2 separate regions of the Homo sapiens genome follow, and region 1 is linked to region 2. A link is an interaction called in ENCODE POLR2A ChIA-PET data of the cell type or tissue named here. Cell type or tissue: IMR-90. All regions are shown on one strand. Each heading gives the region's core, and the rest is flanking DNA. Links, peaks and the distances in the headings are about the cores only.

Region 1 (5,386 bases), core at 60-5,059, 1.7 Mb before region 2:
CCCAGAGTGACTTCCAGTCCTGCAACCTGCATTCATGTTTAAGTGTCCTATATAGGTGGACCATTATTTATCTTTTTTTATTTTTATTTTTTGAGATGGAGTTTCGCTCTTGTTGCCCAGGCTGGAGTGCAATGGTGTGATCTCGGCTCGCCGCAACCTCCGCCTCCCAGGTTCAAGCGATTCTCCTGCCTCTGCCTCCCGAGTAGCTGGGATTACAGGCATGCGCCACCACACCCGCTAATTTCCATTTTTTTTTTTTTTTTTAGTAGAGACGCGGTTTCTCCATGTTGGTCAGGCTGGTCTTGAACTCCTGACCTCATGTGATCTGCCCACCTCGGCCTCCCAAAATGCTGGGATTATAGGCGTGAGCCACCATGTCCAGTCTATTCATCTTTTTTCATACTTTTACTGCAACTTTTCTATGTTTAGAAATGCAAATACTTACCATTGTGTTCTAATTGCCTACAGTATTCAGTATAATCACCCGCTGTAAAGGTTTGTAGCCTGGTAACAATAGGCTACACCGTGTAGCCTAGGCGTGGAGTAGGCTGCGCCATCCAGGTTTACAGACGTGCACTTTATGATGTTCCCACAATGACAAAATCACCTAATGATGACGTTCTCAGAATGTGTCTGTCGTTAAGCAACACGTGTATATGTATTTAAATTTTTAATTTTAACTGATTTGTTGTTATTCTGGCTAAGTGGAATTTTACTTAGGTACTTTCCTTTGATCACCTGAAAGTGCTTTGCAAGCATTTTGTTAACCCTCAGATCTACTCCAGGGAGGATAGTAAATAAAAAATTAAATGTGGAGAATCGACAGTGTTTTGGGTCACAGGTTTCTAAAACTGGTAATCAAACCAAATAAAGGTGCTTATATGTCAGTCGTGGTTTCTCCTGGTAATCGGCAGCAGCTAACTTAGTTCAGTTCTTCAAACACTGCAAGTTGTGAAGTTTAGCAACAATGATTTACAAAAGCTGCATTGTTTTTATTATACCACCATTTTACCTAATTATTTCTGGTATAAACCCCAGTGGAAACAATGCATGTTTTGTTATAAAATTCCAGCCAGAAACTTTGGACCTCAGACAAGAAGGAAATTTTGGCAACGCTTCCAGGGTAAAACTCTGGTATGCAAATTCCTACATACATAAAATGAAGAATTAATGTAAAATGTCGTGCCAAGAGCACACTACTTAATATTTGCACATTTCCTATTAAAACTAACTTGCTTGGAGGATAACTGTTGTTTCTTTTTTCCCTATGATTAAAAAAATGTTATTTCAATCATTGTCAGATACAACTCATTTTGAAGTGTATCATTTCAAAATTCACCTAAAGAAATGTTTAAGAGGCCAGGTTCAGTGACTCACGTAATACCAGTACTTTGAGATGCTTGAGGCAGGCAGAGAGTTTGAGCCCAAGAATTCAAGACCAGCCTGGGCAGCAAGGTGAAACCCTGTCTCTACAAAAAATACAAAAATTAGCCCGACGTGGTGGCATGCTTGCAGTCCCAGCTACCTGTGAGACTGAGGCAGGAGGATTGCTTGAGCCCGGGAAGTTGAGGCTGCAGTGAGCCATGATCGTGCCACTGCTCTCCAGCCTGGGTGACTGATTGAGACCCTGCCTCAAAAATAAAATAAAATAAAAATAAATAAATAAATAAATAAATAAAAGAACTGTTTAGGAGCAAGGACAATGTATTTGCAGTTGGAAAAGACTGTTCCTTTAAACAAAAGTTCAATGCTATTAAATTTGTTAATAGAATGCTATTAACAAATTTATCTTGATGAACACTCTGTCCCCAAAATGCAACTTATAGTTTTGAAGATAATTGGGAAAGGAGATAGTGCTGTAAGCTTCACAGAGAGGTTTTTCTTCCGTGACAGTTTTTTAAATTAAACTTTTCATTTTGAGACAATTGTAGATTCACATGCAGTTTAAGCAGTAGTTCAGTGAGATCCCATTTGCCTTAACCCCCAACAACCACAAATGTGTTTTCCAGTTCCATAATTTTGTCCTTTCTAGAATGTTATATAAATGGAATCATTCAGTATGTAATTTTTTAGGACTGATCTATGCCAGTCAGCATGATTCTCCAGATTCATCCAGGTTGCAGTGTGTATCAACAGCACATTCCTTTTTTTTTTCTTTTTTTTTTTTTTTTTTTGAGATGGAGTTTTGCTCTGTCATCCAGGCTGGAGTGCAATGGCACGATCTTGGCTCACTGCAACCTCTGCCTCCCAGCTTCATGTGATTCTCCTGCCTCAGCCTCCTGAGTAGCTGAGACTACAGGTGTGCACAATCACGCCCAGCTAATTTTTTGTATTTTTAGTAGAGATGGGGTTTCACCATGTTGGTCAGGCTGATTTCGAACTCCTGACCTCAGGTGTCCCACCCATCTCGGCCTCCCAAATTGCTGGGATTACAGGCGTGAGCCACCGCACGTGGCCAGCACATTTCTTTTTATTGCTCAGTAGTATTTCATAGTATGAATGTATCCCGGATTGTTTAGTCACTCATCCACTGAAGGTTATCTGGGTTCTTGCTAGTTTTTGGTTATTATGAATAAAGCTGCTATAAACATTTGTGCACAGGCTTTTGTGTGCACTCAAGTCTTCATTTCTCTGGGATAAATGCCCAGAATGCAGTTACTGGGTTGTGTGGTAGTTACTTGTTTAGATGGTTAAGAAACTACCACGCTGTTTTCCAGAGTGGCCATATGAGTTTACATTCCCACCAGCAATGTATGAGTGATGCGGTTTTCCTGCATCCTTGCCAGCATTTGGTGGTGTCACTTTTTAAAATTTTTAACCATTCTGATTGGAGTATAGTGATAGCTCACTGTGGTTTTAGTTTGTATTTCCCTAATGGCTAATACTGTTGAACATCTTTTCATTGGCCTGTTTTCCAGCTTTATATATTATGTAGTGAAATGTCTGTGTATATGTTTTGCCATGTTGTAATTGGATGGTTTACTTTTTTTTTTGAGATGGAGTCTTGCTTTGTCGCCCAGGCTGGAGTGCAGTGGTAGGATCTCGGCTCACTGCAAGCTCCACCTCCTGGGTTCATGCCATTCTCCTGCCTCAGCCTCCCGAGTAGCTGGGACTACAGGTGCCCACCACCATGCCCGGCTAATTTTTTTTAATTTTTTAAATTTTTTTACTTTTTTTTTATTTTTAGTAGAGACGGAGTTTCACCAGGATGGTCTCTATCTCCTGACCTAGTGACCCACCTGCCTTGGCCTCCCAAAGTGCTGGGATTACAGGCATGAGCCACCACACCTGGCCGGATGGTTTGCTTTTCTACTGTTGAGTTTTAAAAATTCTTTGTGTATTCTAGATACTCGTGCTTTGCCAGACGTGTGGTTTGTAAATACTTTCTACCACTCTGTAGCTTGCCATTTTATCTTTGTAATAGAGTCTTTCATGGAGCAAGAGTTTTTAGTTTAGATGCAGAGAAATTTATCAACTTTTAATTTGATAGATCATGCATTATGTGTCAAGTCCAACTCTTTGTTTAGCCCTAGGCCCTGAAGATTTTTTCCTAAAAGTTTACAGTTTTACACTTCAAATTTAAATCTATGATCCATTTTGAGTTAATTTTTGTATAAAATGTGAGACTTAGGTTTAGGGTTCAGTTTTTGCCTATGGATGTCCAATTGCTTTGTTTTTCAATTTGTTGAAAAAAAGTGGTTCTTGCTCCAATGAATTGTTTTTGCACCTTCATCAAAAATTAGTTGGTTATATTTGAATCGTTCTTTTTCTGGGTTGTTAACTCAGTTCCTTTGATTTATGTGTCTGTCCTTCCACCAATACACACAGTCTTAATTACTGTAGCTCTATAGTAAGTCCTGAAATTGAATAGATAGATTCCTCTGCCTTTTTTCTTCTTTTCCAAAATTGTTTTGGCTGTTTTAGTTCCTTTACCTTCCCACAGGAATTTTATAATAATTTTGTCTATATCTACAAAAAATTTTGCAGGAATTTTGATAGAAATTGCATTAGACTTGTATATCAATTTGGGCAGAATTGACATCTTTACTATATTCATTACTTCCAATCCATGGACATAGTATATATATCTCCATTTACTTAGGTCTTACTTGATGTCCTTCATCAGCATTTTGTAGTTTCAGCATACAAAGTCCCATACAAGTTTTGTTAGATTTATACCTAGGTATTTCATTTTTGAGCAATTGTAAATGTTACTGTATTTTTAATTTCCATGTCTGCATATTCATTGCATTCATTGATAGCAATTACATTTTGTATGTTTATCTTGTATCTTGTAAGCTTGCTGATCTCATTTATTAGTTCTAGGAGTTTTTTTGGTAGTAGATTCTTTGGGATTTTTATGTAATCATTTCCTCCGAAAATAGAGGTAGTTTTTTTTTCTTTCTAATCTGTATCCCTTTCACTTCTTTTTCTTGCCTTGTTGTATGACTAGAACTTCCAGCACTATGTTGAGAAGAAGTGATGAGAGTGGATATCCTTGCCTTCTCCTGGTCTCAGGGGGAAGCATTCAGTTTTTCACAAGTAAGTATATTAGATATAGATGTTTGTAGATGTTTTTTATCAATTTGAGGAACTTCCCCTCTAATGTATTTGTTTATATTTTAAAATTTAGAAATTTAGATTATATGAACATTACAGGAGTTTTTTTCTCTTTCTTTTTCTTTTTAATATGATGACAATCATGTTTTTCAAGTTTTTTTCTCAAGTTTACAAAAGTACTTTTGTCATCTATTCCCACCCAAAGGATGTTGTATTGTTGTTTTGCTATTCTTGGATTTGTTATGGAATGTGCTGCTTACACAGAGGAAATGTTGGCTATCAATCTTAAGCTAACTCACTAAGAATGAAAATAAGTCTCAGGTCATAGTTTGGCTAGTGAAGGACCCATTTCTTTATGGCTTTGGGTATAACACAGAAAAGATGTTGGGAAATAAAGGGAAAGGGATTGTGGGTTCAGTGACCATTCTTCTGTCTCTGCTCAGCCCCCTGCCTCCCAGGCCTACAGAGAGCTGGCATTACAGTCTAAACTCCAGAGTCAGAGATATCTTTCCTCCTGACCCTAATTTCCTTGGGGCCACTTGGCACTGCAGAGCTCAAGCAAAGTGCGTGTTCATCTCTGACTCCTGCCTGAACACTCCAAAGTCTTTTTCCTCCAGGTCAGGGATTTTGTTTTGTTTTGTTTGTTTTGTTTTGTTTTTGCTCAGCCTGTTCAATGAGAGCTGCAGGACAAGAAGCCCCGCAGTGTTGCTTTCCTTTTTTTCCATCTTAGACTTTCCAGGCCTGCAAGTGTTTAAGTATACCTCTACTGCTTGTCTGCTAAGCCTCGCACGTCACATAACTCTCCTGGGTGTTTGATTTTTGCTTT
Region 2 (5,386 bases), core at 95-5,094:
CCCTGCTTTGCCTTGAGATCTCACTCAAACATCACTTAGTGAAAAACCATCTCTGACTGCTCAGTCTGGGCAGTTCCTTTAAGACAAACTCCCCTCTAACTTATTCTTTTCTTTCCTCAGAGCATGCATCCCTGTTTGCAATGACATATTATTAATGTGATTGCTTGACTCATTTCTGTGCTCATTGTTGAGCTCCAGTGCCTAACACAGTGTGTCCTTAACAAATCCTGACTGATGAATGAATGAATAAATGAGTGAGTTAAAATATTGGGTCCTTGATTCCTCTTCTGATATTCTAAGATTTATGGGATCCCAAAATTGGTCAAAGCCACACGTTCCAAATATCCACAGATATATGTTGTCGGAAGCACGGAGTATTTCAAAGCTACAGGTCACCAACAGGAAAGCCATCACGCAAATGTGTGACACTCAGTCATTCTCAGGCACTTGGAGGAGAGGTCACAGATTGGGAGAGGATTCGGGCCTGAAGGCTTTTTGAGCTAATCCAATTCAATTTGGATATCACACCTGTCATTTCAGCATGGCTCCCACATGGCTTTGAAAGAGTGGTAGGGGCATTTGGGGTTATCACAGGATCAGAAAGCGTCCTACTGTCATAGGATCAGAAAGGGTCCTACTGTATTCACTAGGAGGGCCAGGGAACCTAAAAGGGCTTCAGTGTTGGGGCAATCCCATGCAACAATCCCATGCTCTAATGCTAGTTGCACTTTGGTGAGAAATACCAAGAGGAGTTTGGGTGGGGAAGGAGTAACACAATTACTTGTCCCCCTAAGCAACACTCACGATTCTAAGGTATTGAGCATGCTACAGCATGAAATAAGGAAACAGCTGTTTATGAAGGTACAGGGAACAAGGCAGTGGTCCCACAGCTGCCCCATTCTGGGATTCCCAGTCTGGTGCCAAAGCAAAACCCACACAGTCTGGACTATGGCCAGCACACATGCATGCACACAGATAGACTGTGGTTGGCATGTGCACACACACTTGGATGGGCATGGCTGGCACACACACACAAGTGATGCCTGTGGCTGGCACCCATGCATACAGGCACACACACAGGTGGATGGGTGTGGCTGACAAAGGAGATGGTGTTAATGGAACCTCCTTGATGAGGACGACCTCTACCATCCTTGCCGTGGCTTCTTTCCGGATAGACCTGGGGGTGTAGGGCTGGGTCTCATGGAGCCTCCAACCAGGGTGGATGTAGATCACCAACTCCAGCTCCAAGGCCAGGTTCCTTTCTTCTTGTATGTTGTTGTTGTTTTTAAGCACAAGACCCATTCTAGGCAACAGAGGCCCAGTTAGGATTTGCTTCACCACTTTATCTTGCATGGATAGAGATTTAATTAATCCTACCAGGATTCAGAGCTATTTTATGGGATATCCAAGTCTACTATTTCTCTCCAATTTATGATGAACTCTAAACCAAAACATATCCAGTACACTTCTTACATCTTCTTTCCAAGATGTGATCATCATAAATGATGCTCTTTAGAAAATTCCCTGGGCTCAGCTGACCCTGGTTTTCCTTCGCTGTATTTCCCCAAGATCATCTGATCATAAATAGAACTGCTAAGAAGTTCCCCTCCCATCCCCTTGTGACTGCAGAACCTTACAGCATGATATAATATAATATAATATGATATAATAGTCCAATATCCTGTATAAATTCTTCTAGTCTTTATAAGAATTCTGCTAACTTCCCTGGCTGAGGTTCTTCAACAATCCCATTGTTTCTTTCTCTCTGATAACAAACATAATGTATGTTTATGGTAGAATATTAGGAAAAGCACAGAGGAGAAAAATTAAAGATCAGGCCCTCTCTGAACATGCAGAGATAGTCACTGTAAATATTTTGGTGATTCTTTTCCTCCAAGCATACACAGTGTATCCTTCTCTTGTAAAATTGAGATCACATGATACAATGTTTTTTAAGTGACTTTTTGCATTAAGCAATGGATCCAAAACACATTCCACAACATGATTTGTGGGACTGTGTATTGTCACATTTCATGGATGTCTCAATACTTACTTAACCAGTCCCCTTATGCTGGACATGTGTTTTCTGTACAAATTTTGACAGTGCAAGTGGTGCTGTACTCAGCAACTCTCCACTAACTTTTTTCCTTAAAACAAATCCTAGAAGGAGGCTGGGCGCGGTGGCTCACACCTGTAATCCCAGCACTTTGGGAGGCCGAGGCGGGCAGATCACGAGGTCAGGAGATAGAGACCATCCTGGTAACACGGTGAAACCCCATCTCTACTAAAAATACAAAAAATTAGCCGGGAGTGGTGGCAGGCGCCTGTAGTTCCAGCTACTTGGGAGGCTGAGGCAGGAGAATGGCGTGAACCCGGGAGGCGGAGCTTGCAGTGAGCCGAGATCGCACCACTGCCCTCCAGCCTGGGAGACAGAACGAGATTCCATCTCAAAACAACAACAACAACAACAACAACAAAAAAAAAAAAAAAAAAAAAAAAAAACAGAAAAAAACAGAATAAATCCTAGAAGGGAAATGGCTGAGTCAAAGGAGATAGGATTTTTTGTTTGTTTTTTAGAAACAGGTCTCACTCTGTCGCCCAGGCTAGAGTGCAGTGGTACGATCCTAGCTCACTGCAGCCTCGTACTCCTGGGCTCAAGGGATCCTCCCGCCTCAGTCTCCTGAGTAGCTGGAACTACAGGTACACACCATGACATCTAGCTTTTTTTTTTTTTTTTTTTTTTTGAGACGGAGTCTACCTCTGTCGCCAGGCTGGAGTGCAGTGGCGCAATCTCCGCTCACTGTAATCTCTGCCTCATGGGTTCAAGCGATTCTCATGCCTCAGCCTCCCGAGTAGCTAAGATTACAGGCATGTGCCACCACTCCCAGCTAATTTTTGTATTTTTTTAGTGGAGACGGGGTTTTGTCGCCATGTTGCCCAGGATGTTATCCATCTCCTGACCTTGTGATCTGTCCGCCTTGGCCTCCCAGAGTACTGGGATTACAGGTGTGAACCACCACGCCCGGCAGCAAGATGGATTATTAACTCAATCTCCAGCTCCTCAGCTCTCCCCAGAGCTTGGAGGGCGAGGCTGAAAGTTCCAGGTTTCTAAACAACGTTTGGTCTTTCTGTGACTAGCCCCCATCCTGAAACCATCTGATCTGCCCGCCTCAGCCTCCCAAAGTGCTGGGATTACAGGCATGAGCCACTGCGCCTGGGCAACATCTAGCTAAATTTTTAAACTTTTTGTAGAGACAGTGTCTCACTATGTTGCCCAGGCTGGTCTCAAACTCCTGCCTCAGCATCCCAAAGTGCTAGGATTACATGAGCGCCCACAACACAGGTTTTGATACTTACTGCCAAATTGTTTTTCCCATGTCTCATAACAGAATGTACTTTTACAAGCAGCCTGTACAAGTGTCCATTTCACCAGACACTTGTCATCAGTGAGTGGTGGTTTCTTTTCTCTTGTCTCTAATTTTAAATGCAATAGTACACGTTCAATATAGTGAAATCCATCTTCAGACTGCATCGCCGTCCTGAGCAGCCCACAGATGCACAAAAGACAGCACTTCTGAATAACCACAGAAATAAATAGACGTATTTCAAGGCAAATGGAGTGCTGAAATAGGTTTTGTCAACCAAATGACAGAGCAAAACTATTTTTTTCTTTTGAGACAGGGTCTAACTCTGTCACCCAAGCTGCAGTGCAGTGGCATGATCTCTGCTCACTGCAGCCTCACTTCCCAGGAGCAAGTGATCTTCCTGCCTCAGCCCTACAAGTAGCTGGAGCTACAGTCATGTGCCACCACGCTCAGTTCATTTTTGTATTTTTTTGTAGAGACGGGGTTTTGCTATGTTACCCAGGCGGGTCGTGAACTACTGTGCTCAAGTGATCCACCCACCTTGACCTCCAAAAGTGCTGGGATTACAAGCGTGAGCCACTGCATCCGGCTAGAACAAAACTTTTTTTTTTTTTCCAGACGGAGTTTCGCTCTTGTTGCCGAGGCTGGAGTGCAATGGCGCAGTCTCGGCTCACTTCAATCTCTGCCTCCTGGGTTCAAGCAATTCTCCTGCCTCAGCCTCCCAAGTAGCTGGGATTACAGGCATGCGGCACCACTCCCAGCAAGTTTTTTGTATTTTCAGTGGAGACGGGGTTTCACCATGTTGGCCAGGCTGGTCTCAAACTCCTGACCTCAGGTGATCCACCCACTTCGGTCTCCCAAAGTGCTGGGATTACAGGCGTGAGCCACTGCGCCCGGCCACAAAACTATTTTTGTTCACACATTACAGATGACAGTGCGAAGCGTGGTCCTACCCCTATGTTTAAAATAACCTATTAGTGAGCAACAATGTCCCCAGCACTTATCACTCTTTCCACTCTGTTTCTGGTGGCATAGGCTTCACACTGCACAGGGTCACATTTTCAAATCTTATTCCAAGGTTTGTTCTCCCACCGTCTTATATCTCCTAGTTCTCACTTAAGGTCCTGCCAACTTATAGCTTTCTATGTCTTCCCTAAGCTGGGGAAAAAGGCAGGGTGGTAATGAAAGTTCTTGGCTGGGCGCAGTGGCTCATGCCTATAATCTCAGCACTTTGGGAGGCCAAGGCAGGCGGATCACTTGAGCCCCAGGAGTTTGAGACCAGCCTGGGCAATATGGCAAAACTCTGTCTCTACTAAAAATACACACAAACACACACACACACACTTAGCCTGGCATGGTGGTGCACGCCTATAGTCCCACCTACTTGGGAGGCTGAGATGGGAGGATGGCTTAAGCCCAGAAGTTTGAGGCTGCAGTGAGCCGTGACTGGACCACTGCACACCAGCCTGGGTGACAGGGCGAGACCCTGTCTCAAAAAAAAAAAAAAAAAAAAAAGACCTGGCAGGAGAGCAGTGTGGACACTGTCCTCCATCAGAGCGAAGGGTGCGTCTGCTGTGTGTCTGCTGCCTCCCTAACACTGACTCAGGGGTTGGGGACCAGACACGGCATTTGGATGCAGGAAAATGCCGGTGACTCATCCTCCTCTCGAAGGCTGGGCCAGATCACAGCACACTCTTGAGGTGAAGGTACCTCATTTGAAATTCACCAAAAACTCCCAGCGTCTCAAACAGTTCCTTCCGTCTGAAAAGTTGTATAAGATTTGTCACAGTTGGCCATCGCAAGTTCCAGCTCTAGAATTTAATCATCATATTGAACAACTAATTTCTAAATTGGTCTGTGATCAAGACCGCTTTGTAGGACTATTAATTGCTTGAAGTTTGCAGCCAGAAAATATGCGACAGCCTAGATTTTATGGCTCGTTCTAGATAATAGTGACATATGACTGAGAAATGCATCTGCTTCCCAACTCCATAAATTGGATGTTGTTTATAATAATGTAG

Evidence for each region. ChIA-PET counts read pairs that join two places held together with the same protein. Peaks named below come from ENCODE experiments on the same cell type or tissue, not always from the same donor. Only the 100,000 strongest peaks of a DNase experiment are listed, where the experiment ranks them.
Region 1: POLR2A ChIA-PET joins it to region 2 with 5 read pairs; 1 of 35 experiments calls an interaction of 5 or more read pairs at or near these places.

The regions. Positions count from the first base shown.
Region 1 is chr10:29,010,642-29,016,027 of GRCh38, forward strand. No RefSeq gene overlaps it. Among named protein-coding and RNA genes, the nearest start is that of C10orf126, 170 kb to the left of the region's middle. RefSeq lists an enhancer at 219-759. In IMR-90, for the core only: no CTCF peak of the experiment used is centred there; a DNase peak (open chromatin) is centred at 2,680; H3K27me3 peaks cover 65 bases.
Region 2 is chr10:30,742,764-30,748,149 of GRCh38, forward strand. No RefSeq gene overlaps it. Among named protein-coding and RNA genes, the nearest start is that of LINC02644, 22 kb to the left of the region's middle. In IMR-90, for the core only: no CTCF peak of the experiment used is centred there; a DNase peak (open chromatin) is centred at 4,998; H3K27ac peaks cover 2,816 bases.